Regions from separate parts of the Homo sapiens genome. Here regions 1 and 2 are each linked to region 3. The links are chromatin loops, found by intact Hi-C in ENCODE. Cell type or tissue: PC-3. All regions are shown on one strand. Each heading gives the region's core, and the rest is flanking DNA. Links, peaks and the distances in the headings are about the cores only. Region 1 overlaps LOC105372661 (a long non-coding RNA gene). Region 2 has its middle 200 kb from the start of KCNG1. Region 3 holds the start of KCNG1 (potassium voltage-gated channel modifier subfamily G member 1).

Evidence for each region. A loop is a pair of places that touch in the nucleus more often than their neighbours do. Peaks named below come from ENCODE experiments on the same cell type or tissue, not always from the same donor. Only the 100,000 strongest peaks of a DNase experiment are listed, where the experiment ranks them.
Region 1: it touches region 3 in a loop (2.0-fold over the local background); 2 of 110 quality-filtered maps call a loop at or near these places.
Region 2: a loop joins it to region 3, with 3 times the contacts of the local background. A loop is called at or near these places in 2 of 110 quality-filtered maps.

What each region holds. Positions count from the first base shown.
Region 1 is chr20:51,123,894-51,133,755 of GRCh38, forward strand. It overlaps LOC105372661 (a long non-coding RNA gene), which reads left to right. Exons shown (of 4, transcript XR_007067649.1): 2 at 6,002-6,102. It overlaps LOC105372662 (a long non-coding RNA gene), which reads right to left and starts at 983. Exons shown (of 3, transcript XR_001754668.2): 1 at 900-983. It also overlaps the pseudogene RPSAP1. In PC-3, for the core only: no CTCF peak of the experiment used is centred there; DNase peaks (open chromatin) are centred at 3,368 and 4,508; H3K27ac peaks cover 1,791 bases.
Region 2 is chr20:51,214,573-51,224,434 of GRCh38, forward strand. No RefSeq gene overlaps it. Among named protein-coding and RNA genes, the nearest start is that of KCNG1, 200 kb to the left of the region's middle. RefSeq lists silencers at 5,737-5,796, 5,857-5,906 and enhancers at 7,056-7,730, 7,731-8,404. In PC-3, for the core only: a CTCF peak has its summit at 5,823 (motif pointing right); a DNase peak (open chromatin) is centred at 7,649; H3K4me3 peaks cover 1,031 bases.
Region 3 is chr20:51,018,374-51,028,235 of GRCh38, forward strand. It overlaps KCNG1 (potassium voltage-gated channel modifier subfamily G member 1), which reads right to left and starts at 4,734. Exons shown (of 3, transcript NM_002237.4): 1 at 4,497-4,734. RefSeq lists an enhancer at 2,375-2,938 and a silencer at 4,663-4,832. In PC-3, for the core only: no CTCF peak of the experiment used is centred there; a DNase peak (open chromatin) is centred at 4,808; H3K4me3 peaks cover 2,614 bases.

The sequences.
Region 1 (9,862 bases), core at 1,188-9,187, 110 kb after region 3:
TCTCTACAAAAAATACAAAATTAGCTGGGCATGGTGGTGCATGTCTGTAATCCCAGCTACTTGGGAGGCTGAGGTAGCAGAATCACTTGAACTTGGGAGGTGGAAGTTGCAGTGAGTCGAGATCATGCCATTGCACTGCAGCCTGGACAACAAGAGTGAAACTCTGTCTTAAATAAATAAATAAATAAATAAATAAATAAATAAATAAATAGCTAGCTAGCTTTGGGGCCTGAACCTGACTTCTCCTAAAACTGTTGGTCTGCTATGTTACTTTCAACCCCTTCCTATAGCAATTTGTGAAATAAGTCATTTCTCTAATTAAAAAACCAACCAACTAACCAACAGGATGCCTAGTTAAATTAGAAATGTAGCTACACAATGAATAACATTGCATGATACAGTAAAAAAAAAAAATTACTTATTGTGTACCTGAAATTCAAATTTACCTGAGTGTTCTGCAGTTTATCTGGCAACCCTACCTGGGTCTCACTTTCTGGGGCTACTTCAGAGTTAATAGCATGGACATTAACACCACAGACATCCTCCTTGGAACCCAGCTCTGTCCCTTAAGTGGTAACTGAGCTGCAGGCAAGACATTTAACTTTTGAATGGTAAATGCTTCTTTTCCCATAAGCAAATACAGATAATAATAGTACCTGTTTCTTGTGGTTATTGTAACTGTAAAATAGAATCATCTATCTAAAGTACATACTAAGTGCTCGATAAATGGTAACTGTTATTATATTTACTGTATCAGGAAACAATATCAGCAATGTATTTTTGGTTTATAATGATAAGAATTATAAATTCCTTTTATTCTGTCTATAAGAAGAATGTATGTATATTATGGAAAATTAGAAAATGCAGATAGATACGAGAAAGAAAGAAAATCTACTCACATTTTTAACGTTTGCTGATTACTCTTCCAGTATTTTTCCTTAAAAATATATCTGTATCTGGCCAGGCATGGTGGCTCATGCCTGTAATTCCAGCACTTTGACAGGCAGAGGCAGGCAGATCACCTGAGGTCAGGAGTTTGATACCAGCCTGATCAACATGGAGGAACCCCATCTCTACTAAAAATACAAAATTGGCTGGGCGTTGTGGCACATGGCTGTAATCCCAGCTACTCAGGAGGCTCAGGCAGGAGAATCGCTTGAACCTGGGAGGCAGAGGTTGTGGTGAGCCAAGATCGCGCCATTGCACTCTAGCCTGGGCAACAAGAGTGAAACTCCGTCTCAAAAAAAAAAAAACAATCTATATCTATATCTATGTATCTATCTATCTCTGTACAGAATAGTTTTGTGCTGTGGGTCCTGCTTTTTTTTTTTTTCACTTAACATTATATGACATTTGAACTTTGAACAACATGGGTTTGAAGTGCGCGGGTCCACTTATAGAAGGAGTTTTTTCAGTACAAGTGACACCCAGCGTGCCTGCCTTGCCTGCTTTCCCTTCCACCTCCTCCCCATCTTCTGCCTCTGCCACCCCCAAGACAGCAAGACCAACCTCTCCCTTTTCTCCTCCTTGTCAGCCTGTTCGACATGAAAAGAGGATAAAGATCTTTATAGTGATCCACTTCCCTTTGATGAATAGTAAATATATTTTCTCTTCCTCATGATTTTCTTAATAACAGTTTCTTTTCTCTAACTTACTTTATTGTAAGAATATAGCATATAACACACACAACATACAAAAATATGTATTACTCGGCTATTAGTAAGGTGTTAGTCAGTATTAGGCTATTAGTTAATGTTTTGGGGAAGTCCAGAGTTCTGTGAAAATTTTTGACTGCGTGGGGATCAGTGTCTCTGACTCCTGCATGGTTCAAGTGTCAACTGAATAAGTATTTCTCTAAGTTGTTAGATATTCTTTGAAAATCTAATTTTCACTGTAGAGATATAGACAAATGTATTTAGCCAATCTTATGCTGATCATCCAAGTTTTTGTTGCTATTATAAATAGTACTGCAATGAGCTCTTTATCTTTTATTAAACATTGCGCTAGAGCTCAGTCGGCCCCTCTGAAGCCTGTCTCAAAGCATGGTCTTCTGGTTTGTGTTTCTGGCTGCCTGGCCGCTGCTTTTGCCAGAGTGCCTTGCCAAAACCCAAGACAAATGGATTTCAGCCTTGATGGGTAGGCCCAGGGCTGCTCAGAGGCCCATTTTGTCACTCTCTGTCTTTTGGAAGTGGAGCTGGCTCTCTGCTGAAATGTACAAACACAGAATCCTTTTTGATCAAGGGGAGATCCTTTTCTAGCCTTGGGACTCAGTCCGTTCTGTTCCTGGCTGCATGCGTGCCATCTCCGTTGATTGTCGTTGTCTTTCTTGTTTCATGGAACTGGAAAAACAAAACCAAACCAAAAACCTTCCAAGGTTCTGAAGTCCTCATATCCTTAAAAATCCATCAGAAAGCCCCGAAGCTTCCGCTGCTGAGTTTGCCTTTTCCAGCCTTGCCTGATCTCACTTGGGAACATGACTACCCAATAACTCAGTTGCAGCAATGGTGGGAGAACAGAGCCACCAAATACAAGCAACGTCCTGGAGAGAAGGGCGCTTACAGGCAGAGGCGAGGCACACTGAAGCAATCAGTCCTGCTGTACAGGTTTTCTTAATGTTTTGACATTTTAAGTTCAGAGAACATAGCTTGGTTTTATAAAATAGTTTCAGTCCAGAGGACAGAGGGCACAAAAGTCTCCAAACAAGTTCTTCTGGGTGGAAGACACTATGAGTGGCTCTTTACCTGCTTTGCCATCATTTTTGCCCCAGAACCTTATGGAATATATTAAGTCACTGCATGGGTCCACTTATACAAGGATATTTTTCAACACAAGTTACACTCAGTGTGCCTGCCTCACCTGCCTTCCTTCCACCTCCTCTGCCTCTGCCACTGCTCAGACAGCAGGACCAACCCTTCCCTTTTCTCCTCCTAGTCAGCCTGTTCAACATGAAGAGAGGGTGAAGATCTTTTTAACGATCCACTTCCATTTGATGAATAGTAAATATATTTTCTCTTCCTTGCAATTTTCTTAAGTTTCTTCCCTAGCTTTTCTTCCTGCCATTACTTTTGCACCAACCTAATATCCAGTGCAGATTTGAGGCAATGAATTGATTTAATTGCAGGGCTCATTTGAGCCCCTAGCATGTCTTTGTGTATGCACAATTATTTTTTCTAAACTGGTTGAGTTTGAAAATGTAATAACTTTGCCCAGACCCACACAGCCATTTTCTTCCCAGAGAATCAATGTAATTTGCATGTGTTATTCGGCCACAGGACAATAGAGCAGTGCAGCTCTTGTTGATTTTGAAGAGCTGCTGATCGCCTTGTTTGAGAAGTCAGGGCCCAGGAAGGCAGCCAGGATGATGCAGGGCTTGTCAATTTCCAGGTGAATTCAGCAGGCAAGTGGGAGCGGCAGGTGCTGGTCAGCTTGGGTTTCAACCTCATCCTTCATACGTGCCAGCTTTGAGACTTTGGCAAGTTACTTCAGCTTTCTGTGCCTTATTTTCCTCATCTGTAAAATGGGATAATAAACGACTCTACCTCATAGAATTCTTTTGACTCATAAATGAATTATTACGCGTTAAGCACTCCAAATACTGCCTAGTTCATTGTTAGTATTATTTATTAAGCTCCAAGTGGTATTTGGACTTCTTAAATGAGAATCACCAAAAGCAGGGCTTCTCAAACTTTAATGTGCACATAAAACACCTAGAGATCTCCTTTAAGTACACATTCCGATTTAATAGGTTGAAGGGCAGGCCTGGGAGTTTGCATTGGCAGGTGCAGCGACTATCGGAGGTGATAGCCAAGATGCTGTTTGAAGACCATGCTTTGAGGTTCAAGGACTTTGAGAACTTAGGGTAAAATTGCAGATTCCCAGGCCCAAGCCCAGACTGTCGGTTTCAGGACCTCTAAGGGTTGGTCCCAGGATCCAAGTGTTTAACGAGCCTCCTAGGTGATTCAAACACACTGAAGCTTGACAGGCTAGAATGAGTTAATTTTAGTGTAAGGAAGATGTGGCTTGTTCATAACCTTTGTGGGAGAGAATGTGTCACTCTGTGTTTAGGACTTAGGTTTCTTCTTCTCTCCTTTCATTTTCCTTCTTCTCTTTCTTCATTCCTCCCAGGCCAGGCAGCACAGCTCAGTGGTTAGAGCATCTCCTCTGGATTTGCCTCGCGATCTCACCATTAGCAGTGATACCTTTATGGAAGCATGTGCTATGAGAGGACTGTGAAAGGGAACCCAAGGGTTGATTTGGGAAGCTGGCAGTCATCGGCCAAATCCTGACCATCTTGGGCTGACTGCTGCAGAGGGTGCAGGTCAGAGTGTATCATCATATATGTTCTGGCCACTGGCTTTGGACAGTAGTATATGTGGGTGTTTGTTCTCCTCTGGATGATAAACAGCTCAACAACAGTGCCCTTTTTTGCTCTTCTTGGGCCTTCCCCAGCGCAAGACTTGACATCTGAGCTCATCAGTGCTTCCTGAATGAGTGAATAAAAGACGTGCTGCAGCCACTGAGTCATGCACCACTGAGCTATTGCAAGCTGAAAGGAACTCAGCGGTTCATAAACACTGGCTTTGACCACCTTAGCTCAATTCAAGTCAGCAAATATTAGTGATCATGTATCTTGCATCAGGGCCCATACCCGAAGCCACAGAAAGTCCTGGGGGCAGCCAGATCCAATAATTATAATTTCTCTGTAAGTTTTCCTATGCCTCGCTTATATTTGAAGCATGATTACAATGGAATCCAACTGGCCATACAATCAGTATTTGTAAAATAAAAACGAAATCAGCTCTACATGCTGTCATTTCCAAGATGATGTTAATGGAGGTACTCTTGTTTTACCTTCACAACCACATTAGGAGGTAGGTATTCTTATTGTCCACATTTTACTGATGAGCAAACTGAGGCTCTGAGAAGATAACTCATCTGGCACCTGGCAGTGGGGAACTTGAACCGGGGTCTGGAACTCCGCCTGTTCCATAGGCTGGTGGTAGGGCATAGGAAGCGGGTCGTGGATGGACTTGGGCAAGAAGAATAGAGGTGCAGTTCCCCTGAGAAAGGGGGAGGGATGCTGGTCATCGGGACACAGCTGAGGTTGCCACGCCACATCCCCTCCTCCAGGCATGCACAGCATTGTGGGAGGGGGCTGGCCTGTCACACCCTCAACACTGAGACCCATCAATGAGAAGAATTTCCTGAGTTTATAAAACAGCAACAGGTTAGGCAGCATCATGAGTGAATTGATCACCAAGCTGAATCTTACTTAACTCCTAGCTTTAAAATAATCGGCAGGAAGGAGAACAAAAAGCCACACGTGTGTTTACACACAGGCACCCCGCCCTGCAGGCCCCAAGGAGAGGTTCAAATCAAGGCAGCCTTTCCTGTGGGCGTGGGTGAGGTGCCCCGCACAGGAGCCAGCTTTGCACTTAGTGCAGACTAGACAGCCATGTAGTTTAGCAGGGGCAGCATTGACAGAAACCAGAGAGCTGTAAATGCCACACTGGGGTGGCTGGGCCACATGTGCTATTAACCAGACAGTCTTGTTCCATGTCTGGAGTCTGAGCACATTTTAGGCCCTGGTGGCTGGGCAGCACCCTGTGGGGACCGTTAACCACTTAGCTGAGACCCGTTGAGCAGATGCCTCTGAAATCTATGCTGGTTTGAACCCCCCCTGGGGTATTTTGTGCTCTTAGGGACACCATAGTAATTGATGTAATATGCCTAAGATGGACTGAAACTGTCTGATATTGGAATAAATTTAGCCTCACTGGTAATAAAAGATAAGTGCATGAAAACAAGATGTCATTTTACTATAATTTTCCCTGGCCATTTTATTATAATTTTTAGATTGGCCAAGGTTAAGAAAGATGACAGCTCTGTGGGCTAGAGGGTGGAGAGACAAGCCCTCTCCTACACTGGTGAGGGGTGCCAGGATTCTGTAGCAACACCTTTGAGTGAGCATAACCTTGGACTCAAACAATTTTCCTTACAGGCAATAACCTACGAAATACTGGGATATACGCACAAAGATCCATGTGCCAGGATATGTGTTGGAGGATTTATATTTGGAGAAAATTAAATGCGCAATGAGAGGTGAGTAGTTAAATATATTTTGGTATATCCATAGAATGAAATTCCAGGCAGTCATAAAATGATGCTGGCTTTTATGTTATGGAAGGATGTTCCAGATATATAATTGAGTAGAAAATATAGGTTACAAAATAATATGTATAGTATGAGCTCATTTTTGTAAAAAAAAAAAAAACCCAAACTGTCTATATCTAGATGTGAAAAATGCATGGAAATATTAACAATAGTTATCTTTGGGTGATGGGGTTATGGATGAATCCTGTGCTTTCTAACATTTGTAAAAGGGAAAGTGATTACTTGAATAACACAAATGGACTGTCTTTAGAGGCGAGGGACCAGGCTAGTAAGGCCTGCAAGAGGGTGGCATGGCAGCTGAAAGGAGGGTGCTGGGGTTACTGTGGGCCTCGGTGTAGCTTCTGCTCAGACAGGAATTGTCTGTGGGGCTCTGGGCAGGTGGTGCAAGCTCTCTGAACCTTGGTGTCCTCATCTGAAGAAGGGGGTCGGATGATACTTACTTCACAGTTGTGTTGTGAGGATTAAGTGGGATAATTTCTGTAAAGTACTTGGCACATGATAAGCACCTAATAAATCTTAATTATATATAAATATTCTATCAATATTGAATGCTAGCACTATCTACCTCTCTAAACACACACACACACACGTTAATCCACATATCTAAAAGAGTGGACTGGTTTTCCTTTCCTTTTTAAAAAAATTTTTAGAAACCGATGTTTATTTTCTGTCAACCTTATTTCCATGTTGTTTAAGAGCCTGTGCAAGAACAGTGTAAGGCCATTCAGTGGTTGGTCCTACCCATTCGGTGGCCTGAGCAGGGGGAGCTGCAGACCAGTCTTCCGTGGCAGGCTGAGCACTCCAGTCTTGGGTAGGGAACTGCTGAATAGGCCCAGAGGGCACCTGCACACTGTCAGACCAGTCTGCAACCTCAGGCCAAGTAGCAGTGAACTCAGGAGCTGGAGCAGTGTTCATTCACCCTGAAATTCCTCCTTGGTCAAAGCCTTGTCAGCAGCAGCCTGCTCTTCTTTTTCAATCTCTTCAGGATCGCTGTAGAAGTAGAGATCAGGCATGACCTCCCACCAGTGTTTGCGGGCAATTGTGCCGCTGCATGGGCAGAATTTCCCGGGCCAGCATCCACATCAAGTCCACTGAGTGAGCTTCCTGTTGCATGGGATGGCAATGTCCACATGGTGCAGAGGAGAATCTGTGTGACACAGAGCAATGGTAGGTAGGTTATAACATAAGATGCCTCTGCGAGAGGCTGGTGGCCGGTCCTGCAATCAGTAACCACAAGAACCCGTGGATTCGGGAATGTTGCCTGGATCTGGTTAGTGAAGGTTCCAGGAGTGAAGTGGCCAGCAATAGGAGTGGCTCCAGTGGCAGCAGCACACTTCAGCATGGCCCTCTGGCCAGTGCTACTGGAGGATATGACACTGACATCAGCAGGGTTTTCAATGGCAACGATGGCAGGAGCCACCAGCAGAAGCTTCTCCCAGCTCCTCTTTAGATTTATGATGTAGATGCCACCACTTTTCCTCTTACAGATGTGCTGTTCCATTCGGAAGTCAAGGTCGGTGCCACCTAAGTGGGTTCCTGCTGCAAGGAACTTAAGGACATCCTCCTCTTTCATTTGCAGGACATCAAGGGCTGTGGACATTGTGAAAGTTTCCCTTTAAGTTATGACGGGAATCCAGAACCACACTGTATGGACCCCTCTGTGGGTAGCAGGGAAAGCGAGTAGACTTGTTTTCTAAAACTCCCGAGGATGGACTCCTTGGGACAGCATCACAGCATCACAGGGGACCAATGTCCACCCCAAATTAAGAAAAATCTTCTAGCTTTCCACAGGTAAAAATGGGAGCCCCATCCCTGGAAGTATTCCAGTAGCTTGTGGGTAAACAGATGGCAGAGGTATGGGAGGTGATATCTGAGAGTCAGATGATTGGGTTGACCTAGCCAGTGGCATCCCCTTCAGTCCCCACATTGAAGCCATTGGCAAAGGGGATGAGAAGCTGGCTCAGGATCAGGCAACCTGGGGCCTTGCAGCAGCTCTGCCGCTTTCCTAGCAGGTGGGATGCTGGCAGACCTCTCTCCTCTCAGTCCCAGTATTCACAGGGCTAAAATAATTTCTGCTGTACAGTTGTAAGAATTGGAAATAATGCAATCTAGCTCCCACTCTATTAGTGTTTTTGTTCTGAAAATAGCAGAGCTAGGACTTGAGCAAATATTCCTCCATTCATTCATCTGTGCCTGCATTCATTCACTAGACAAATATCTATGGAGCAGCGTGCCCAGCTTCTGTAACAGGCAGGGCCCCTGGAAGGCTCCCAAGCCCCACAGACCTGCTGTCGAGGGTCTGCAGAATCCTAATCCCACTGTCAGGCTTTATTGTCGTGTTCTGCACAGGCACCAAAGGGCAGTGCTCAGTGATGATGAAGCTAGGCTCCTTGCCAGAAAGACAGCAGGAAGTTTTGCTGCAACGTGCATGCTTCCTTGAACACAAGGAGGGAAATAAGAAAACCCCCATGGCCAGTTTCATGATGGGGGGAGTTATTCCGGCCATGCTAAGATAATGTGCCGGGATAAAGGGCATCTCAGCTCTCCCTGCCTCTTCCCTCCTCCCCCTCCAATTCCCGAGCTGTGAAGGTGGCAGGAGGAAGAGAGCTTGAAACCACGGGGACCCGGCTTGGGAGGGACTGTTCCTTCTGGACTTTCTGCCTCCCTAAGTCTACTTCTATCTCAGCTCCAGCTCAGCTTCAGGTCTCTGTCACAGATGTCCCCAACCTTGGCCCATTTTCCCCATCCAGCAAACACAGTCACACTTTGACCGGGGTCTTACCCCTGCGTTATGACTGTGTGCAGGTGTCAGCTTGGCCTCCGCCACACCCAGGGTCCTGTTCAAATTGGGGTGTGTGGAAAGACAGTAGCAGTGCTGGGGACCTTAGAACTTTGGTTTCACAGTCTTTTGCCTGTTTTATAATGTGCGGGATAGACTGGAAAAGTGGTATCCACAGCCGGGCACAGTGGCTCTCGCCTGTAATTCTAGCACTTTGGGAGGCTGAGGCAAGTGGAGCACTTGAGGTCAAGAGTTCAAGACCAGCTGGCCAACATGGTGAAACCCCATCTCTAGTAAAAATACAAAAATTAGCTAGGCCTGGTGGCAGACACCTGTAATCCCAGCTAGCTACTTGGGAGGCTGAGGCAGGAGAATCGCTTGAACCCAAGAGGCGGAGGTTGCAGTGAGCCGAGATCGTGCCATTGCACTCCAGCCTGGGCTTCAGAGAGAGACTCTGTGTCAAGAAAAAAAAGGTGGTATTCACATGCAATTTATAAATAAATACATATATAATTAATAATTCAATTATTAATTAGGAATAAAAAGGAATGATCATTGCTTCTGAGCTGCTCCTGGTTCATCACACCAGGGGCAGCTCAGGAGCTATGGTCATTTCTTCCTTTTTATTCCTAATTAATAAATACTATGTTGTTAATTATAATAACAGATGTTATATTTTATAATTATATTTTATATCTTGTAATAAAATATATTATTATGTGTAATTATGACTATATGGCTGGGTGCAGTGGCTCACACCTGTAATCCCAGCATTTTGGGAGGCTGAGGTGGGGTCACTTTGAGGTCAGGAATTCAAGACCAGCTTGGCCAAGATAGTGAAACCCCATCTCTACTAAAAATACAAAAATTAGCTGGGTGTGGTGGTAGATCCCTGTAATTCCAGCTACT
Region 2 (9,862 bases), core at 967-8,966, 200 kb after region 3:
CATCCATAACACTGGAAAAACAAGACAACAGCTATGAATGCAGAAAGATCCAGATGTGTAGCAGTGGCCACTCAGCACCACTGGCATTTCTCTAGGTGATGGGATTTTGCAAAATGGTGAATATTGCTTCTTAAAAGTTTAAAACAGAGAAATGCAGTCCCCTCAATTTATATTTACATGGTAGTTACATCCCTGGAAAATCCAGGATTTGTTCAAGTCTTGCAAAAAATACTTTTTACAATATATAAACCAGAGTTAAGTTCTAGCAGTTAATTTCAAACAGGTTTTTCACCTACATGAATGTCAGGTGCAACATTGCAGACTTGTGTGGGACTTGGGACAATGCTTTATTGCTTACTGCAGGCCATATAACATCCTTGTTACCCCAATCACCAGTAGAGTTTCCCCACAATTTGGTATTTGATACCTTTCTAGGTTTCCAGAATGCTCATTCATGCTGTGGATGGGGAGTAGATGCGGGTAGAGAACAAAAATAGAGGTGGGGACAATTGAGCTGCCGTAGTCATTGAGGTGAGATGTAATGATGGCTGGAACTAGGATAGGAACCACAGAGGATTAGGGAGAATACATAGATCCTGGAAATAGCACCTAGAGATGTCATGGACACCTTTCAGGTTCTACCTGGCATAACTGGGTGACCCCATTTATTGCTATGGGGAAGACTGAAGGAAAATCAGGTATGGGCAGAAATGTCAATAAATCAACCTTGGACATATTAAGTTTGAGATGACTGTAAGAGATCAAAGTAGAAATGTCCAAAATGTACTTGGATTTGTGAGTCTGGGCTTAGAAAGTAGATATAGACATAGACACAGAGACCCAACATGAAGCTTTAGGAATGGATGAGGTCTCCTGGAAAGAGGGTACAGAGGGCTAGAAGAAGAAGGCAGGCCTGAGGCATATAGAATCCTGGCATCTAGAGGTCAGGCAGGGTGAGAGGGCCCACTGGTCCTCCCCACTGCCATTTATATACATCACATCCCCTGACTCAGTGGTAAAGTCTTGGATGCAGGTCTGTGATGAATACATCACTGTGGCTTGTCAAGGACCAGTGTATTCTCCTGGCAGATGGTAAGGGCTCAATGTGTATTGGTTGATTGGCTGTCTAGAGTTGCATGTTTATAACATTTAGCATTTTTGCATTGTATTTGAAAACAAGATAAAGCCAATCTGTGTGTGCCATTTGTTTCCCCAGCCCTGAAGACATTCAGAAATCCTGAGTAAGAAGCTGATGGACTGGGACTCAGTTGGAGTTCTTCCAAATTGAGATGCCAGAGGGAGCAGTGGCTGGGGTCACTGGGCACTGGCTGGCATGAAAAGCCCATAATTAACTTGTTTTGTTTCATACCTCATGGGGAGGAAATGCTGTCTATTTTAATTTCATGAGCCCGCAACATTGTAAGATTTCAAAAAGGAAAAGAAATCTTTTATTTTGGGGCCTCAAAGGTCTAGGTCACTAACTTAATGGGGTATTATGAGATTCTATTATAGCAAATGACTAAGTCAACTATTGTCACAATGCTACTGCATAATAAACCCTTCCAAAATTTGGTGACTTATAGGAATGAATATTTATTCTTGCTCAGGTGTCTGTGGGTTGCCTGACCAAGGCTATGTTCTTTTGGCCTTGGCTCCAAGCTGCTTTCTTTTTGAACCAGCAGCTACTTGGAAGTTTATATGTCACAGCAATGGCAAAAATCCAGAAACAGAAGGCTAACTGCTCTGGCCTCTGCCTGTGTTCCATCTGCCCAAGTCCTACTGGCTGAAGCAGGGCACATGGCTAAGCCCAAGGTCAAAGGGTGGGAAAATACCCTCCTCTTCAAGTGGAGGGACAGCAAAGTCACATGGACAGAGGGAATGGTGATGAACTGAGAACCATAATGTAATCTACAGAAGAAGGCATAACACATTCTCATGCCTACTAGGACCAAGCAAAGCATGATACACAAGTAAAGATGCTGGATCAGATTGATGCAGAGATATTTTGAGTTCATAAAAATACAGGCATGTTTATCACAATCACGAGACTTATAAAATGTACCCCATTTTCTGGAAATATTTGGCCCACAATCTTACATTTTCCCACTTCTGATGAAGACATGGATGCAGAGAATGACCTCTCTACCTTAAGAATACGAAGAGTATTGACAATGGGCAGAGCTAGAGAGGCAATAAGGAGTAGCAAGAGGGGTGGCAAAGCAGAAACCAAAATACCTTGTCTGAAAGGTACAGCTATCCCTTGATTTCAGCCCATTCTTGTCAGATGGTATATTAGTCCATTCTCACACTGCTATAAAGAACTCCCTAAAACTGGGTAATTTATAAATAAAAGACGTTTAATTGACTTGCAGTTTCACAGGCTGCACAGAAAGCATGACTGAGAGACCACAGGAAACTTACAATCAGGGCAGAAGGTGAAGGGGAAGCAGGCACATCTCCTTGGCAGGAGCAGGAGGAAGAGAGAGTGAAAGGGGAAGTGCTATACACTTTTAAATAGCCAGGTCTTGTGAAAACTGTATCCTGAGACAGTACTAGGAGATAGGGCTAAACTATTAGAAACCACCTCCATGATCCAGTCCTCTACCAGACCCTACCTCCAATACGCGGGATTACAATTCAACATGAGATGTGGGTGGGGACAGAGAGTCAAACCATATCATTCCACCCCTGGCTCCTCCCATATCTCATGTCCTTCTCACATTTCAAAGCACAAGTATGCCTTCCCAAAAGTTCCCCAAAGACTTAACTCATTTCGGCATTAACTCAAAAGTCCAAGTCCAGCGTCTCATCTGAGACGAGGCAAGGTGGAAAGGACTTTGACTACATGTCTTGCATCTTCTCACAGCTCCACTAGGCAGTTCCTCAGTGGGGACTCTGTGTGAGGACTCCAACCCCACATTTCCCTTCCTCATTGCCCTAGTAGAAGTTCTCATGAGGGCTACACCCCTGCAGCAGACTTCTGCCTGGACATCTAGGCATTTCCATACATCCTCTGAAATCTAGGTGGAGGCTCCCAAGCCTCAACTCTTGCCCTCTGCACACTCACAGGCTTAACACCACATGGAAGTTGCAAAGGCTTAGGGCTTGTAGCCTCTGGAGCAGCAGCCTGAGCTGTACCTTGGCTCCTTTTAGCCATGGCTGGAGCTGAAGTGGCCATGATGCAGGATACCATGTCCTGAGGCTACCCACAGTAGCAGGGCCCTGGTCCTGCCCCAGGAAACCATGTCTTCCCCCAGGCCTCCAAGCCTGTGATGGGAGGGGCTGCCTCAAAGGTCTCTGACATGCCCTGGAGGCATTTCCCCTATTGTCTTGGCTGTTAACATTCAGCATCTTATATGGTACTTTTCTCCCATAGCCAGGATTCATGGGTCCAGGAATCAAGGGGTAGAAATGGAAGTGGCCCCACTCACCATCACCCCAAGGAACCCACTAGCAAAATTTTTGCTGCTTGTTACCACGACATTATGTTCTGCTGGCCTAGAGGTCTTAGTTCCAGAGGGAGGAATGCTGCCACCAGGAGACACAACAATGATTCCATTAAACTGGAAGTTAAGATTGCTGCCTAGCCACTTTGGGCTCTTCCTGCCTCTAAGTCAACAGGCTAAGAGGGGACTTACAGTGTTGGCTGGGGTAATTGACCTGGACTATCAAGATGAAATCTGATGACTACGCCACTCCTGGTACCAATCTTCTGTATTAATCCCTTCTCACACTGTTATTAGTCTATTCTCACACTGGTATAAAGAACTACTCATATTAGATGGGAACACAGGCTCAGCATAACATGGACTTTGAGATGTCAATAGAGGCTAAAAATTCAGATTTTTATGTGAAATTTTCTAACTTTAAAATGTTGAACAAACAAAATCCATTGACAGGTAGGAAATGAACTATAGGCCAGCCACCACACTATAATGTCTGTTCTCTAAGTTTGGATTTCTGAGGTTGGCAGAACTTTTCTTTTCTACTCCCAAGTGGCCACCAAAGGGGCAGTGGTTTCTGGATATGTCTTTGAGATGCTAACAGCCAGTTTCCTTATGAGGAGTGAGGTCAATAAATTCAAAGATGCTAGAATGCTTTCCTCCTAATTCTCCTGCTTCCATAAAAATCCAATTCAATTTAAACTGCAAGGCATAGTGAGTTGTAATTACTATATTTATAAAAATTATATATAATTAGAGCAGGATTTCAGGAACCAGGCCAATTCTCCCCCAGAATGTACACTGAAAAGCACATTTTAAAGAACAAAAGATGCTCTTGGGTAGGGCTATCATGTGACATCTCCCAGGCCATTTTGGTCACTTGTTTTTAGCGGGCTAAGTATAAGTTCTTCCTGAGCTCTTTGGACTCAAACCATTATAAGAACATTAAAATTTCTTTCTGGAGATTATAGGTAGAATAATTGTATTTCCTGAACAAAAAGTCAGGTCATGTGGTTAGCTGAGAATCTGCATGCCCCTTACACAGCCAGAAGGCAGTGTGAGGTTGGAGACTGACAAAGGTGGATTTGGAAATGAGAGGGAGACAGAAATGACTGCTGGTGGTGGGATGGCCAGGTTACTTCTGAGTCCCCAGGTCCTCTCCAGGTATGTGACCTCTTTGAGAGAGGCAGGGAACAAAGCCCTGCTAGTGGAGGGATCAGGTGGCTTTGGTTTCCAGTTCCTCTCTGGTAACTCAGTTGCCAGGTGAGATGCAAGGGACCAGATACCCAAAGGGCCACCTTCTCCTCAAACCCGAATCTCAGGGCTTATCAGTTTCCATGCAAGAGGGAGCCCACAGAACTTTCACCCAGGCCAGCACATCTGGAGCCAGAAATCACACTGCCTGAAGCTGAGCCTGCTCAAGGCTTCAAATGAGACCCTGCCTGCAGCCAGCTGTGTATCTCACCTATCTACCCTGCCCCAGCAATCCATAGTTTGGCTTGCTAGTCCCTGCACAGAAGGTGGCCTCACATGCTTTGAGACCTTTGCATGGTTTGTGTCCTCTGCTGGGGATGCCATCACCTCCTTTGCCCATTTATCAAGATCCAGTCATCACATTGTCTGGGGTCTTTCTCTGATGCCCACCCCATGCAGAATCCAGCACTCACTCTTCTGGGTGTATACAACATGGCACCTCTTGCGGGATGTTGCAATAACTTTTTTAAGGTCAGATGCTCCAAACAGCAATGGCTTGAGCTAGGTACACTCATTTTCTCTCAAATCACAGGAGTAAGTAGTCCAGGGCTGGTCTGGAGTCCCTAGTGCCAAGGAAGCAGGCACTTGCTAGTCCATTGCTCCACCATTCCTAGGGGTTGCCCTTATCTGTATGGACCCAGACACCATTGCCAAGTCAGAAACTCCAGCCAGTGGGATGGGGAAAGGGGAGAAAAAAAAAAGAGGGCTTGCCTCTTTCCTTTAAGGACATGGCAGGAAGCTGTACTCATTCATTCGTTCAACATATATTCATGGGGTGTTTTTCACATGCTAGAAACTGTTTTAGATACTGGGGATGTGACAATGAACAGGACTTACAAAAATCCCTGCCACTGTGGAGTGTCCTATGGGAGGTGAGGGGACCGAGAGACGTTAATCAAATAGGGAAATACAACGCATATTCCAGGTGGTGTGAAAACTGCTGAAAAAGAGGAAACTTACATCTTAGGGAACTTCCGGCGCAGGAAGGGTGCTCGGGCTGTGGGGGGACTTTTTGCATTTAATTAAAGAGTATGGATTGTCATTGCTGGTTAGCAGGAGGGTGCAAGGTTTAGCGAGGGTGTGACTGACAACCCAGGAGCGCCATGCTCCATCCGTCCTGCAGGTGGCGCGCCTGAGCCCGTGCACGGCAGCCTCTCCGGAAGGTGAAGCACGCTGCCGCACTGGGGGCCTGCCTGGGGCTCTGAAAGCCCATTACGCTGTTCTCCTTGGGGTCCTCTTGGTGGCATGGACCCACCTCCCCCAACCCCCACCCAAAGCCTAGGTAGTTCTTGTGGAAGGTGCATTTCATCTTCAACAAGAGAAGATCCGTTTTTCCCGAAGTCTCTATTTCATCTATTTTTCAGGAGCGGAGGCTCATTTCTCCTTCCTTGGATTTAAGACGCTCTTGTTACTTCTTTTTTATTGCTTCATTTGAAATTGCAGACAGTTCCGACTTTTTGTTTTTGTGTTCCCAGGTTTTACGGAACACTCTCTGGCTGCGTTACAAAGCTCTCCCAGTTTCTCTCTCCCACCACCAGCCCCGCTGCCCCACGACACCGCCTGCCCTAGACTATAAAATGGCAATCATAATCCATACCTCATGATGCCCAAACAAGATAATGTCTACAATAAGTAAGGTTGCCAGATTCGGCAAATCAAAATACAGGACACCTGGGTTTAAGGTGTCTGATAAACAACGATTTTTTAAAGTGTGTGTACCAAATATTGCATGGGACATACTTACTCTAAAAAAAATTATGAATTATCGTATGAAATTCAAATTTAACTGGGTACCCTGTATTTAATCTGGCAATTTGAACATAAGGAGCTTAACACAAGGCATGGCCTGAGGTCACAGTAAGTGCCAGGGACAATGATGAGGGTGACGATGACTTTAATTCTGATGAATGCGCACCCCAGGATGGAAGCAGGGGTGCGTATTCATAAGAAGGGCTTTCTAGAGCAATGGAGGCCTAGGCTAAGTCTTGAAGGACTCCAATCATGTGTGCAACAAATATTTATTGAGCACTTATTAAGTGCCGGGCTCTGTCCCAGGTGCTAGGGATGCAGCAGTGAACAAAACAGATAAAAATCACTGCCCTCATGGGCATGATTTATTAGTGGGGGAGACAGTATTTACTCTTTATTTAAAGAAGATAAGCAAAAAGAAGTATTTACTCTTTATTTAAAGAAGATAAGCAAAATCTATAGAGTGTCAAATGATGCTAGGGAGAAAACATAAGTAGAACATGAAGTGTTGAGGTGAGGTGAAGTTTTGGAGTGGGTGGGAAGGACAAACTTACTGAGAAGTTGGCTGAAGTAACAATGTGAAGAAAGGAGAAGAGCTGTGAGATATTTAGGGGAAGCTCATTTCAGAAAAGGGAGGTAGCAAGTGCAAGGGTCCTGCAGTGGAGGGCACCTGAACGTGCAAGAAACAGCGAGGACGCCTGGGTGGCGGGAGCAGAGGGAGCAAGGGGTGGGAGGGGAAAAGGCGGCTGGGTCTCACAGGGTCTTGGGGCACCAGAAGGACATTGAGTGAGAGAGAGCCACTGTGGGGCTCTGATATAATCTGACCTGCGTTCCGATAGGATGTCCCTGGCTGCTTGTGGAGGATAAACTGCAAGGCAGGAGCAGAGAGACCCGTGAGGAGGTGACCGCAACAATCCGGGTGAGACAGGACGGTGGTTGGGACCAGGGAGGAAGGTGGTGAATACATTTTGAAGGGAGTGCTGATAGGATTTGCTGCTGGTTCCAATTTGGAGAGGACGGGAGAGAGAGAGAGAGAGCCAGGGGGAGGAGGGGAGGACACTACTAATGCCTACTTAAAGAGAGTTAACCAGATGGAGAAAGGGAAAAGAAACAATAGCTGAGGCAATCCCGGCAATGATTGCTTCAGCTAGGAAGTGCCTTGCAGCGAGGATGTGACTTCCAACCCGCGCGGGACAACCTGTTTCTCCACCCTCCCAGCTGGATTGTGGACACGCCTGTCATGAATCCTGCCTCCCCACACTGTCCTGCTGTGAATGAGATCAGCAATCTTTGCTGCCCTGGTCGCTTGCAGCAAGAGACTGCTTGGCCCCTGTGCTGAGAGAGCACCCTTGCCCAGGGCAGAGAACCTCCCCTGCCCTCAGGAGGCCCGGGAAGATTTCCTGGGCTGCCTGAGTCTAGCCATTGCTCCCATGATCCATGGCCCATTAACAAACCACTCCAAAATTTAGGGGCTTAAATAGCAACCATCATTTACTTGGCTTACAAATAGGCTATTTGGGCCAGGTTCCGTGGGGGAAGGCTCATCTCTGTCCTCACAGCATCAGCCAGGGAGGCTTTTCTGGGGAAGGGAGTGTCTGCTGTCAAAATCTGGCAGACAGGTTGGTGCTGGCTATTGCCAGGGATGTCGACTAAGAGCCTTTGGTTTCAAATCCCAGCTCCAGCAGGTGCAGCTGGGTGATCTTGAAAAAGTCCTTCAATCTCTCTGTGCCCCAGTTCTCTCATCTGTAAAGTGGGGATTGTCGTAGCACCTATCTTATAGGGAATTCACAGAGATAATACATTCAAGGGATATAAAGCAGTGTCTGGGACATAGTGCTCAGTAAGTATTAATGATCAGTATTAGTATTGTGATTTTTTCATCGTAACGAGGAAAAACTCACAATGCAGTAATTAACAATTTGTGCATGCTTCCCCGTCTCCATGTCTCCATGAGTAGAGTTTTAAAGGAGGTTTTAAAAAAAGTAGCTCACTAGTAAAACTAGCTAATATATGTTAATCATAGAAATTTAGAAATAGAAGAAGAAAATTACCCTAGGTAATTACTGTTGCTATCTTGGGACCATTTCTTTCCAGCGGTGGTTCTCTTTTGTTTCATTCCCCCTTATTTTAAAGCAGGGTTAGGAGAAGAAAGAAAGAGGAGGGGGCAAGTGTATGAACGAACATGCCAAGCAGAGTCAGGAGCAGAAATTTCAATACATTCCAATCCACCCGGGACAGAAATGACTTGTTCTAAGGTTTGAAATGACCCCCTTCTCTCAGGTGAGAATGACCATAACTCCAGGGGTCCCATGATGCGTGGAGTTCACCATCTTCAGCAAGAATGCGGTGTGGATTCACAGCGGGAGTGTGTTCGCCTGTGCATTTTACATTTCAAACATTTGTCACTCAAGAGCATTGTCCAACAGACCCCTTCAGGGAACCAGGCCAGGAAACGCTGAGTTCAGAGAGGGGCTTTGATATCTGAGAATGCAGTGAAAGAGATGTTTTTGATAGAAGAGTGATTCTCGGCTGCTGAATAAGAAATAGTTCTCATCCATAATGCATGGCCCTTTAGAAGACAGAAAGAAAAGTCAGTCTAAATGTAGCATAGACTGGAAAAAGATGAGGAGTGATTTAGCATGCCATTCAGAAGAGGCTAGTCCTCTTCTCAGCTAATTCATGCTTCCCCCAGGCTGACTGAGGAAGGCCCCCTCACTGGGGGCTTGCATGGTGTCTGTTGGTGTCAGGAAGAGGTGCAAAGGAAAGTGTTAAGTGGCAAGGAGGACGGACCTAACAAAAGACAGATCGAGACCAAACACGGAGGATGTTTTCTAACTCAAAGATGATTTTCCTAAATATTCTAGATCCTTTTGGGGTTTTTATTTTGGGATCCTGATTTTAGCTGTAGTGTTCATCAATGGAAGCACAACTAAGAAAAGTGGTGAGGGGCAACATATGGGTTTGGAGGCCTTGTCTGAGTGACATTCCTGTTGGCCTAGTGGTCTTCTACATGGCACCCAGCCACAGGATGGAGCCTGTTTAATAATCAGGTGATGTTTCTAGAGCCTGGACAAGCCCTTTGTTGTTATCATTTGTTTGCTCAAGCATGTTGCCAACAGAGGACTTCCCAGGGTCCTCAGCCTCCAAAACAGGTTAGTTTTGGAAACGCTGTGGGAAAATATTGGTAGTGGGTCGAATACTGTCCCTCTGAAAGATGGGTCCAAGTCCTAACCCCAGGCCTCTGTGAATGTGACCTTTATAGAAATAGGGTCTTTGCAGAGGTAATTATGGTAAGGACTGAGATAATGTCTGATATGGTTTGGCCATGTACCCGCCTAAGTCTCAAATTATAGCTCCCATAATTCCCACATGTTGTAGGAGGGACTGGTAGGAGGTAATTAAATCATGGGGGTGGG
Region 3 (9,862 bases), core at 994-8,993:
TGTCACTGGGCCTCCTGTCCCCATGGCTACATTCCATCAGGGGCATGAAATGGTTCTACAGATGGTCCTGGGCTGACCCCAACTGCTTTCAGGTCTCTCTCCGGGGTTCCAACAAGCTGCGGGCCTCTCTGGACCCTGTTCTTTCTGTCTTATGCTCTCCGTCCCTCTTCCGAGTGGCAGCGGGGAATGCAGAGAGAGCGCTAACTGCACAAAGTGTTATAAATAGCAGCAACCACAGCCTCCCTCCACTGCAAACTCACTAAGTGCCAGGTGCTGTGCTAGGAGCCTTCATTGCCTGAGTCTCCATCCTTTCCTAAAAAGGTGGGCATTATCACTAATACCCCCATTTTACAAATGAAGAAACTGAGGCTCTGAGAAGTGAAAACTTATGTCTGGCAATAAGCGACAAAGCCAGAATTAAACTAGATCTGTGGGACTCCAGGCCGAACCTCTTTGACCCCTGCCTTTTACTGCCTCCTTGAACCACTTGTTCCTTTCGGGGAGCTGGTGTGGTGTCTCCACCCCTTGCAGTGAGTCAGGGACTGGGTTTCTAGTCTCTATTTCATATGGACGAGATTTTGGAATGTTTCTGAGGATGGGGAGAAGCAGGCAATTGTCCATGGCTGGGGAAACATATTTATCACTATTTATATTTGCAAGTGAGCAGAGTTAAAAAAAATCAACAAAACCCCTAGTTTTGCCAAACTCAGGGTTGCCATTTTGGCCTCTGGGAAGGAGATGTTGACGATGGAGGCAGAGGGTGGAGTCGTCTCCAGAAGCCCTGCTGATACCTTGATTTTGGCCCAGTGAGTCATTTGGTCTTCTGATCTCCAAAAACTATGAGATAATAAATTCAGGCTGGGCGCAGGGGCTTACGCCTGGAATCCTAGCACTTTGGGAGGCCAAGGTGAGAGAACTGCTTGAGTTCCAGAGTTCAAGGCCAGCCTGGGCAACATAGTGAGACCCTGTTTCTACAATTAAAAAATAATCAGCTGAGCATGGTGGTGTGTACCTCTAGTCCCAGTGACTCAGGAGGCTGAGGTGGGAGGATCACTTGAGCCCAGGAGGTCAAGGCTGTGGTGGGCCATGATAGTGACACTGCACTCCAGCTGGGTGATAGAGCAAGACCCTGTCTTCAAAAATAATAATAATAATAATAATAAATTTATATTGCTTTAAGCCACTAAATGTGTGCAAGTATGTGAAAGGAGGAAATTAACACAGCTTCCAAGGCAACTTTCCAGAAGGAAAGCATTTCTCTCCTGTACTCTGCAGGCTTTGGTTTCTCTCTCTCGTACCATGCCTCTCAACCTGTGCCATTCCCTCACTCCCAGTGGGTGTCTCGGGGACCCGTCCGTCTCTCTCCATGCCACTCTTTCCCAGGCCCTGCAGCGTTTCACTGCCAGTATAGCTTCATCTGTCAGGATTAGGGCTTCTGGCCGAGCCGACTCAGAGGCGGGTCAGGCTGCATTAATCCCCAATTAAAACGTTAATCAAAATGGATCCAACCATTAGCCTGGCCCGGGTCCTGGCATGTTAGATTTCCAAGAGCTGCTGTGCCCTGGTGGAGAATATATCTTTCTTAGCCACCTGCTGTCTGTTCTCGCCACAGTCCCACCACCCTGGGCCTTGGCCCAGCCTCCTGAAAGCTGGGGCCCAAGTTCCTGGGGAGATTGTGTGCTGGGAGCTAGGCTCTTCCCTCCATCCCTCCCTTGCCCCCAAATGAGAAAAAGTGCCAGTGTCCCTCCCCCCTATAAAAAAGACAGGCTGCCTCGGGAGCCTCCCTGCTGTGCTGCAGGCAAGCAAAATAACACCAAATGCACGTTTGCGTTTGCCTTCTTCTACGGGGAGGTGTTTGGGGACTGGAGCCAGAAGATCCTTTTCTCTTTGCCTCCTTGTAGCTCAAAATTAAGCAGAGAAGCAGGCTTGGGGGAGCAGTGGGGACCTCAGGACGGCAGGAAGGGAGACACCTGCTTACCAGAGTCCTCTGGAGGGAGAGCATGATCGGACCTGCCCGGGGAGGTGTGGGTATGAGAGTGAAGACTCACCTCAGGGCAACGGACAGTCTTAGGCACAATTCAGATCCTATTTGTAGCAAAGTCACTTCATTTCTGATTTCGTTAATCAAATACAGTCTGCTGGATGATAAAAATGGTCCACAGCAATGGAGTGCTTCAGCTAGGTTCTTCGCCTCTCCCTTTTTATTAATTCTATTTAGAGGGGCTTTACCAGCTGCCATTTTTCACCCACAGGCTCCATTTCTGGGCTTAATGCAACAACCAAGGGTAGATTCCTGTACCCCTAGACCTCTGGCAACAGGCAATGTTGACTCTTCATCAACATTGGAAAGCAGGGTGGAGAAAGGACAGCCGAGCCAAGGTACCTACTGCGGCTCCAGGAGGTGAGTTCCTCGGAGCTGGTTTGCGTCGCTTAGCCCTGCATCCAGCACACATCTCTTTGTTCTTCTGTTTCCTGAGGCACCTCCCTCACCTCTTGCCAGAGCCCAGCTGTGGGTCTGGTGCAGAGAATTCAAAGTGGTGCTCAGATCTGCCCCAATCAGGCTCCAGGACAAGCTTCGGGAAAGTCTTTGGGGATGGGGAGAAGCAAGTAACCTCTGCCTCCCATGTCACATCTCCCTCCCAGAGGCCAAAAAGGCAACCCAGAGTTTGGCAAAACTAGGGGTTTGGTTGATTTTTTTACTCCCAAGGTTTGACAACCCAGGCTGTAGGCTGCGGGCCTGGGCTCTCAAGTCTCAGGAGAAGAACCTAGGTTGCCTCGTTTCCAGTGTGCTTGCAGTTCCCTGCAGGTTAGGAGTGTGTCCCAGGACAGACATCTTTCCCGTGGAACGGGCTGGCTTCGAGAATGACTGAGGAGGGTGATCCCCAGGGGCCAGCGCTTGCCTGTTTTTCAAACACACCTTCCCTCCTTCCCCTCCTATCAGGCGACTCTGCAGGGCTCCAAAAGCCGGGGGAGGCACAAATAGAGCTCAGGTCTGGCAGAGCCTGAAAAATCCCCCAAAGAAGGACAGCATGCCCTAGCCACAGTGCCGACCGCAAGGCCCCAATCAGCAGTGCCAAACTTTTCTTGGAGATGTGCTGCCGGTGAGGCTCTTCATAGGGACTCTGCCATCATGGGTATGGGGGTATCAAACACACACTAATGAATAAACCTCTGCTCAGATTCATAGGGCAGGAACTTCCCCCACCCCACAATGAATCAGACCAGTTCCTGCTCCCTCCTCTTACTTCCCCCTGTACTTATCTCAGGGAGTCAGCAAAGGGGGTGGGGGCGTCTGTGTCTGTCTCCCTCTTCTATGTGTCTGTCATTTACCTGGGTAACTTTGGTGCCTGGCACCCTTTAAGTGCTTAATAACAGCGAGTGCTTAAGAAAATGCCTGCTGAATGGACAACCTAACTCATAAACCCCATTGGTGGGAACCTGCATTCCTCAGTAATGTCGGATCAGTGTTTCTCAACTCCTCCCCACCCTACCCCATCACCCGCCCCTAAGGAGCTTTGAAAAGATCTTTTCTTCCTATTCTAGAACCAATTCCAGCTTCCACACCTCCCACCTTGAGAAGGAATGCATTAGATGAACCAAGACTTCTGCCTATATACATGGGCTGCTACAGTTGGCCACCCCGGCAGTCTGCGGCCTCCCAAGCGGGGGCCTGGGTCTTAATCCTTACTTCTCTCTAAGCTGCATGAAGGGTGCCCCCATTCCATCCCTCTTCACTTCTCCCCAGCATAGCGCCTCCATAAATGTTTGTGAACTGGATGAATGACTGTTGAGCGCTTGGTATGATGAGCTGCTTACAATAGGTGCTCAACCAATCTTTGTCCAATCTATGAATGAATGAATGAACTTCACCCTTTTCCTTCCATACCTCCGGGCTGAGCCTCTCTCCCACATGGAAACCCTAAGGCTGAGACCACCACCTTCCTACCAGTTCCTGGGGGTGCCCAGTGAACTGTCTCAGTATCCCCAGTGCCTAGCACACAGTAGGCGCTCAATAAACGCTTGCTGTGTTCATAATGAATGACTCAATCAGGCCCACGGTGGGGGTGAAGGGGGGCTCCATACTGTGCCTAAGGATACAGTGAATGAGCAAGTGACACACACTCCCCCACCCCAATCCCTAACTCTCCTTCCTCCCAGGATCGGGGGAGAAACCTCGGCCCACAGCCGGGATGCGCCCCCGCCGGGGTCACCGCGGCGGCGAACGTCCCGGACTTCGCATCCCGGTGACCCCTTGGGATGAACCGAAGCCGGACCCGCACCTTGGCCGTAACAAGCGCGCTCCACGCCGCCACGCACCAGCGGTGACTCCCGAGTCCTCTGTCGCCCTGGCCTCCCCGCAGGCGGGTTTCGAGGCCCCCGCAGGGAGTTCAGGGCCACGGCCACGTGCAGCCGCCCCCGAGCCCGAGTTTGCAGGCTCGGGGTCCGGTTCGCGCTTCGGTGGCGCCCGGCGAGGCTGCAGCGCGCAAAGTTCCCACCTCAAGTTCCCGTCGCGGCGTCCCCGCCTCGGAGTTGGCCCGGCCGCGGCTTCCGTTCCCCCCGGCTGCCCACGGGTCCGGGGCGAGGACGCGAGAGGGGCCTGGAAGTCGCCCGGGGAGCCCGCTCTGCCTCCCGGAGCCGCCGCCAAACTTCGGTCCCGGGGCCCGGCTCAGCTCCCGCCCTCGGAGCCACGGCCGCCCCGTCTCTGCCTCCCGGTCCCCGCCGGGCTCCGAGTGCGCCGGGAGCGCGGCGCAGCAGCCGCCGAGGGAGGGAGCGAGGCAGGAGGCGGGACGGAGGGAGGGGACTGAGCGCGGGGCGGGGAGAAGGGGCGGGCAGCCGAAAGCGCAGCGCCTGGCCTCGCCTCGCTTCGGGACAGTGGCAGCGGCGCCACCGTCACGGGGCGTCCAGGCGCCCAATCGGGACCCCGCACCTTGGATCCGGGGGCCCTGGCGCGCCTGCTGGATTGCGCTCCTCGCGGCCAGTTCCTGAGCCCGCGTCCGGGACTGCTCGCGCTACGCCCTCCCTCCCGTTGCCTTCTTCCCCGTCTGCTCTCCCAGGAGCGACCACCCTGCGGCCCCTTCGCCTGCACGCGACAGCCTTCAAGGTCCCCGCGCTCCGCTGCCCTGGAGCTTCACGCACCAGGCGGCGCGGCAGCCTCCTAGGGTCGCGCGCCCTGTCAGCTTTCCCCGCGGTGCAAGTGCTCCGGTGGTCCCGGGTCCGCGCCCCTAGCAGCACCGCCCCAGGGTCTACATGTGCTAGATATTAAAACCCCACTCTCCGCTGCCCCGGGGCCGCGCTCCACGCGCTTACACATCCTGGGAACCACATGCGCCATGTCTCCTGCCTTTCCCTGGAAGTCCTGGAAGTCCAAGTGCACTGCTGCCTCTGGGTCCCTCGCCCCCCTACCCCGGGCAAATACTGCATCCTTGAGGCCCTCCACGCGCTGCTGCCCTGGAGCCGAACGCTCCAAGCAAGCTTCCACATCCTGGGGGCCATATATCGCGCGCCTTTTCTCGACCTCCTAGACCAATGTTGCCCTTGGGCCCTTCCTGCCACCGCCACCCAGGGACTGCCAGCATCTTGCTGTGCCAAATTCCTAGGGCCAGTACGTACCGTGCCAGGTGTTTTCCCTTCCAGTCCCGCGGGGCCGAGGCCCCAGAGCCCTCCCGGGCTAGCAGAGCCGCACTTCGTCGTCCACTCCCCTGGCCGGTGCAGGGCACTTGGACCAGGTCCTGGGGTCTTGCTCCCAGTGTGGCCGCCTAGCCTCGGAGTTGGTAGGATGCTGCACAGATGCTGGAGGTTGGGTTGGAGGGATCTATTGGGTTGGAGGAATCTACTGAGTTGGAGGGACCTATTGGTTTGGAGGGATCTGTGCTGCTGGCAGGGCTGGCCTCTTAGGGTGGCTTGCCTTGCACTCCGTTCCTCTTCTCCTTTCTGTCTCTTGCACTCCGTTCCTCTTCTCCTTTCTGTCTCTTGCACTCCGTTCCTCTTTTCCTTTCTGTCTCTACTGCCTTTGCCTATCATCAGAGAACCAAGAAAGGACATGAAGAAACCCTGCTGCCGACCAGCCTGAGGCCTTCTGCTTGAGTGGGGCTCGGGTTGGGGAGTCGTGGGTGCTCATTAAGTGGGTTAGGGTTAACCCTAAGAAATGAGCGCAGGGCACACTAGCCTGCGCGGCAGTCCCAGCCGGGTGGAGCATAGGAGTTCCAGGTTATAGTGCACTATGATGGCACCACTGCAATCCAGCCTGCGTGACTGAGCGAGATCCAGCCTCTAAAACAACAAGAATAAAAACACTGGCTTACTGGTGAGGTGGAGGCCTGGACAGACAAGGATCTGCCTAAGGACCTGTTTCCAAGAGCTCACCTTCTACTGGGGGCTTGGCAGAATTGGGAAACTGCTGAAATACGTGATTGCAGAATGAAGCCAGAGAGGCCACTTTAGATAGAATAATGGGGGAGGGCTCCTGTGGAGGTGATGGTTACATGGAGCCCTGAGCCAGAAGGAGCCCATCTGGCAAGATGGGAAGAGAGCTTTCTAGGTGGACAGAACATCAAAGGCACTGGCCTTCAAGCAGGAGAGAAGGAGGCATGTCTGAGAAACATCAAAGAGACCAACCAGCAGTGTGGGGGAGGGGCCTGAGTGGGGTGGGGTGGGCTTTTGTTGTCAGAGGGTCCCTGGATTACATATTGAGAAACACTCCTCTTGTGGTGGATCAGGCTTCTGCCTTCCTTTCCCATCTGAAATTTTTTTTTTTTTTTTTTTTTTTGAGACATAGTCTCTCTGTGTCTCCCAGGCTGGAGTGCAGTGGTGTGATCTCAGCTCACTGCAACTTCCATCCCCCTGGGTTCAAGCGATTCTCCTGCCTCAGCCTCCTGAGTAGCTGGGACTACAGGTGTGTGCCACCATGCCCAGCTAATTTTTGTATTTTTAGTAGAGACGGAGTCTCACCATGTTAGCCAGGCTAGTTTTGAACTCGCAACCTCAAGTGATCCGCCAGCCTCAGCCTCCCAAAATGCTGGAATTACAGGCGTGAGCCACTGCACCCAGCCAGAAAATTGCTCTCTATCTTGTTTTTGAGACAGGGTCTGACTCTGTCACCCGCTGGAGTGCAGTGGTGCAATCATAGCTCACTGTAACCTCTAACTCCTGGGCTCTAGGGATCCTCCTGCCTCAGACTTCTGAGTAGCTGGGACTACCACACACCACCATGCACCACTAATTTAAAACAAAATATATTTTTTGCAGAGACAGGCGGGTCTGGAACTCCTAGGCTTAAGACATCCACCCACCTTGGCCTCCCAAAGTGCTGGGATTACAGATGTGAGCCGCTGCACCTGGCCATGTTTCTATCTTTTTTACTTGCGTATTATCTGTGTCCCCACTGGGGACCAAGCTCCATCAGGGCAAGGACTGTGTGCTGTCTCTCCCCTCTCCAGCAGCTCCCACTCTGCTAGGCACATACAGAGCAGGCTTCTTAAATGATTCCTGGAAATGATTCCTGGGGGAATTCAGGACAGTTTTCTGGAATAGATGTGACTGCGTCAGAGAGTCAGACTCCTCACTGATGCTCACAGGGTAAGGATGCAGAGCAGGGCCTCTCAGACTTTACTGTGCATCTGAATCCCCCTGAGGGCTTATTAAAACCCAGACGGCTGGCCCCCACCCTGGAGTGGCTGATTCAGTGGGTCTGGCGTAGGGTCCTTCTGAGGAGTTCCCTGCTGATGCTCATGCATCAGGTCTGGGGATCCCACTTTGAGAACCACTGATATTGAAGACTTGAACGCCTACCCAGCTGGGTCTGACTTCGGAGCCCTCATGAGGTCCCGGGACAAACTCAAGCCAGCTTCTTCTTATGTAGGATCCATAGGAACTAATGGCCACCTCTAGAGATGGGGCTGGGCTTATTAGAACACTATGCACCTGAGTCAAATTTCATAGTGACCTGCAGACAGAAGACCTGGTACACTGTGTGGAGACCGTCAGTGAGAACAATGACTTCCACCCGGTCCTGCCTACCCGCAACATACACACTCACTTGCTGTACCCAGGAGTTAAATTACTGCCTGATCTTATCCCTGACTGTGCTAAACAATGTCCAATAAAATCCTTTTAAGTCCTTTTAAGGAATTCCCTCTTTGCAGTTCCTCCCTCCCTTAGAGCCTTCCAGATTTTTCACTCTTCTCCTCATATCTTCATTTTCCTCTTGAAAAGCATCCTTCCCCAAGCTGTTGTGTGGAAAGAGATGTTGATGATACCCATGGAAGCTTCCTGAGAAAATGGGAACCGTCAGTGCTTGCTGGGCAGCTACGAGGTGCCAGGTGGTTGCTGGGTGATTTGAAGACATCAGAGCCACAACTGGGCCCGGAGGTGGACTCTGGCACGCAGACCTGTTTTATTTGTCCCTACTGAGTTAAAATTTTTAAAAATTAATTTAAAATTAGTTGCTGACCTTTAAAAACTGGGAGATTTCATGTAAAATTTTTTCTTTTGAAACACTGGGAGATCTGGCCAACATCCTTTACCCACACAGCATGCTGGCGCTGGGCAGTGGCTTCTGCTCCCTGCGGTGTGCCCCTCTACCCACATCATACCATCTCGGTTACTGCCAGGCCCCTGGAAGCAAGAGTTGGTGACTTTTCATGTTGGCAGATTGTCTAGGGTTGCGCGGTAAATGGCAGAGCCAGATCCGAACCCAGGCCTGCCTAACCCAAAAGCCCAAGCTTGTCACTGAAATAAAAACTGCTGTTAATTTTTCGGGCAGGAGGAGAATGTGACATTGCTGGCCCTGAGGAAATACCTTAAAAGGGAGTTACTGTCAGCAGTTTAAGAATATGCCTTCCTTCCCATCCATAACCAGCTGTCAGTAAGCCATAAAGTTCTGGGCTGTTTTTCCAGGGCAGGAAAAGTTATCCAGAGCTGTCCATTTTTTTTTAACCCATCTCCTCCTTGAGATGAAAAGGCTTGGATTTGGTTGGAGTTGGGAGGAATCTGTTGAGAGTGGTGGGTGGGGTGGGATTTTCTTGGTTTGGAGTTAGCTCTTTGGACAGGGGATCCCACTGGGTGTCTGTGGGGTGAAGGCTGGTGTTTGAGTCAAGGCAGGGATTGGGATGGGGGCATTCTCCTTCTCTCTCTCCACAGACACTCTGCCCCAGGCACTTTCCCTTTCTGTTCCTCTGATTCCCCAAATCCTGTCACCTTCCCGCAGATTTCCATATAGCCACTTCCTGCAGGTCTCAGCCCATTGTCACCTTGGGATTCCTGGTCTGGGATGGGGTTAGGTTGCAGTAGGTGAGGTTGAGGCATGCAAGGGTGTGACTTTATTGAAGTCTTTCTTTTAAAATGTGATATTTTGCTTCTTGTGGATTTTTGTGGACTAATTTTGATTTTTAAAAAATATTGTTTCAAAATGTTATTTACCTTGATGATTGAGCTTTTGGGCACCTCCTTACTTTTTTTTTCTTTTCTTTTTTTATTTTTTTTGAGATGGAGTTTCTTTCTTGTTGCCCAGGCTGAGGTGCAGTGGCACGATCTTGGCTCACTGCAACCTCTGCCTCCCGGGTTCAAGCGATTCTCTTGCTTCAGCCTCCTGAGTAGCTGGGATTACTGGCACCCTGCCACCTCACCTGGCTAATTTTTCTATTTTTAGTAGAGATGAGATTTGACCATGTTGGCCAGGCTGGTCTTGAACTCCTGACCTCAGGTGATCTGCCCTCCTCAGCCTCCCAAAGTGCTGGGATTACAGGTGTGAGCCACCACATCCGGCTCCCTCTTACATTTTGTACCCTGCCTGCCTCATCCCAGCTCCTGCCCTGCTCCTAGTCCAGGGTTCTTTGGCAAGAGCCCTGGGCTGAGAGTCAGGGGA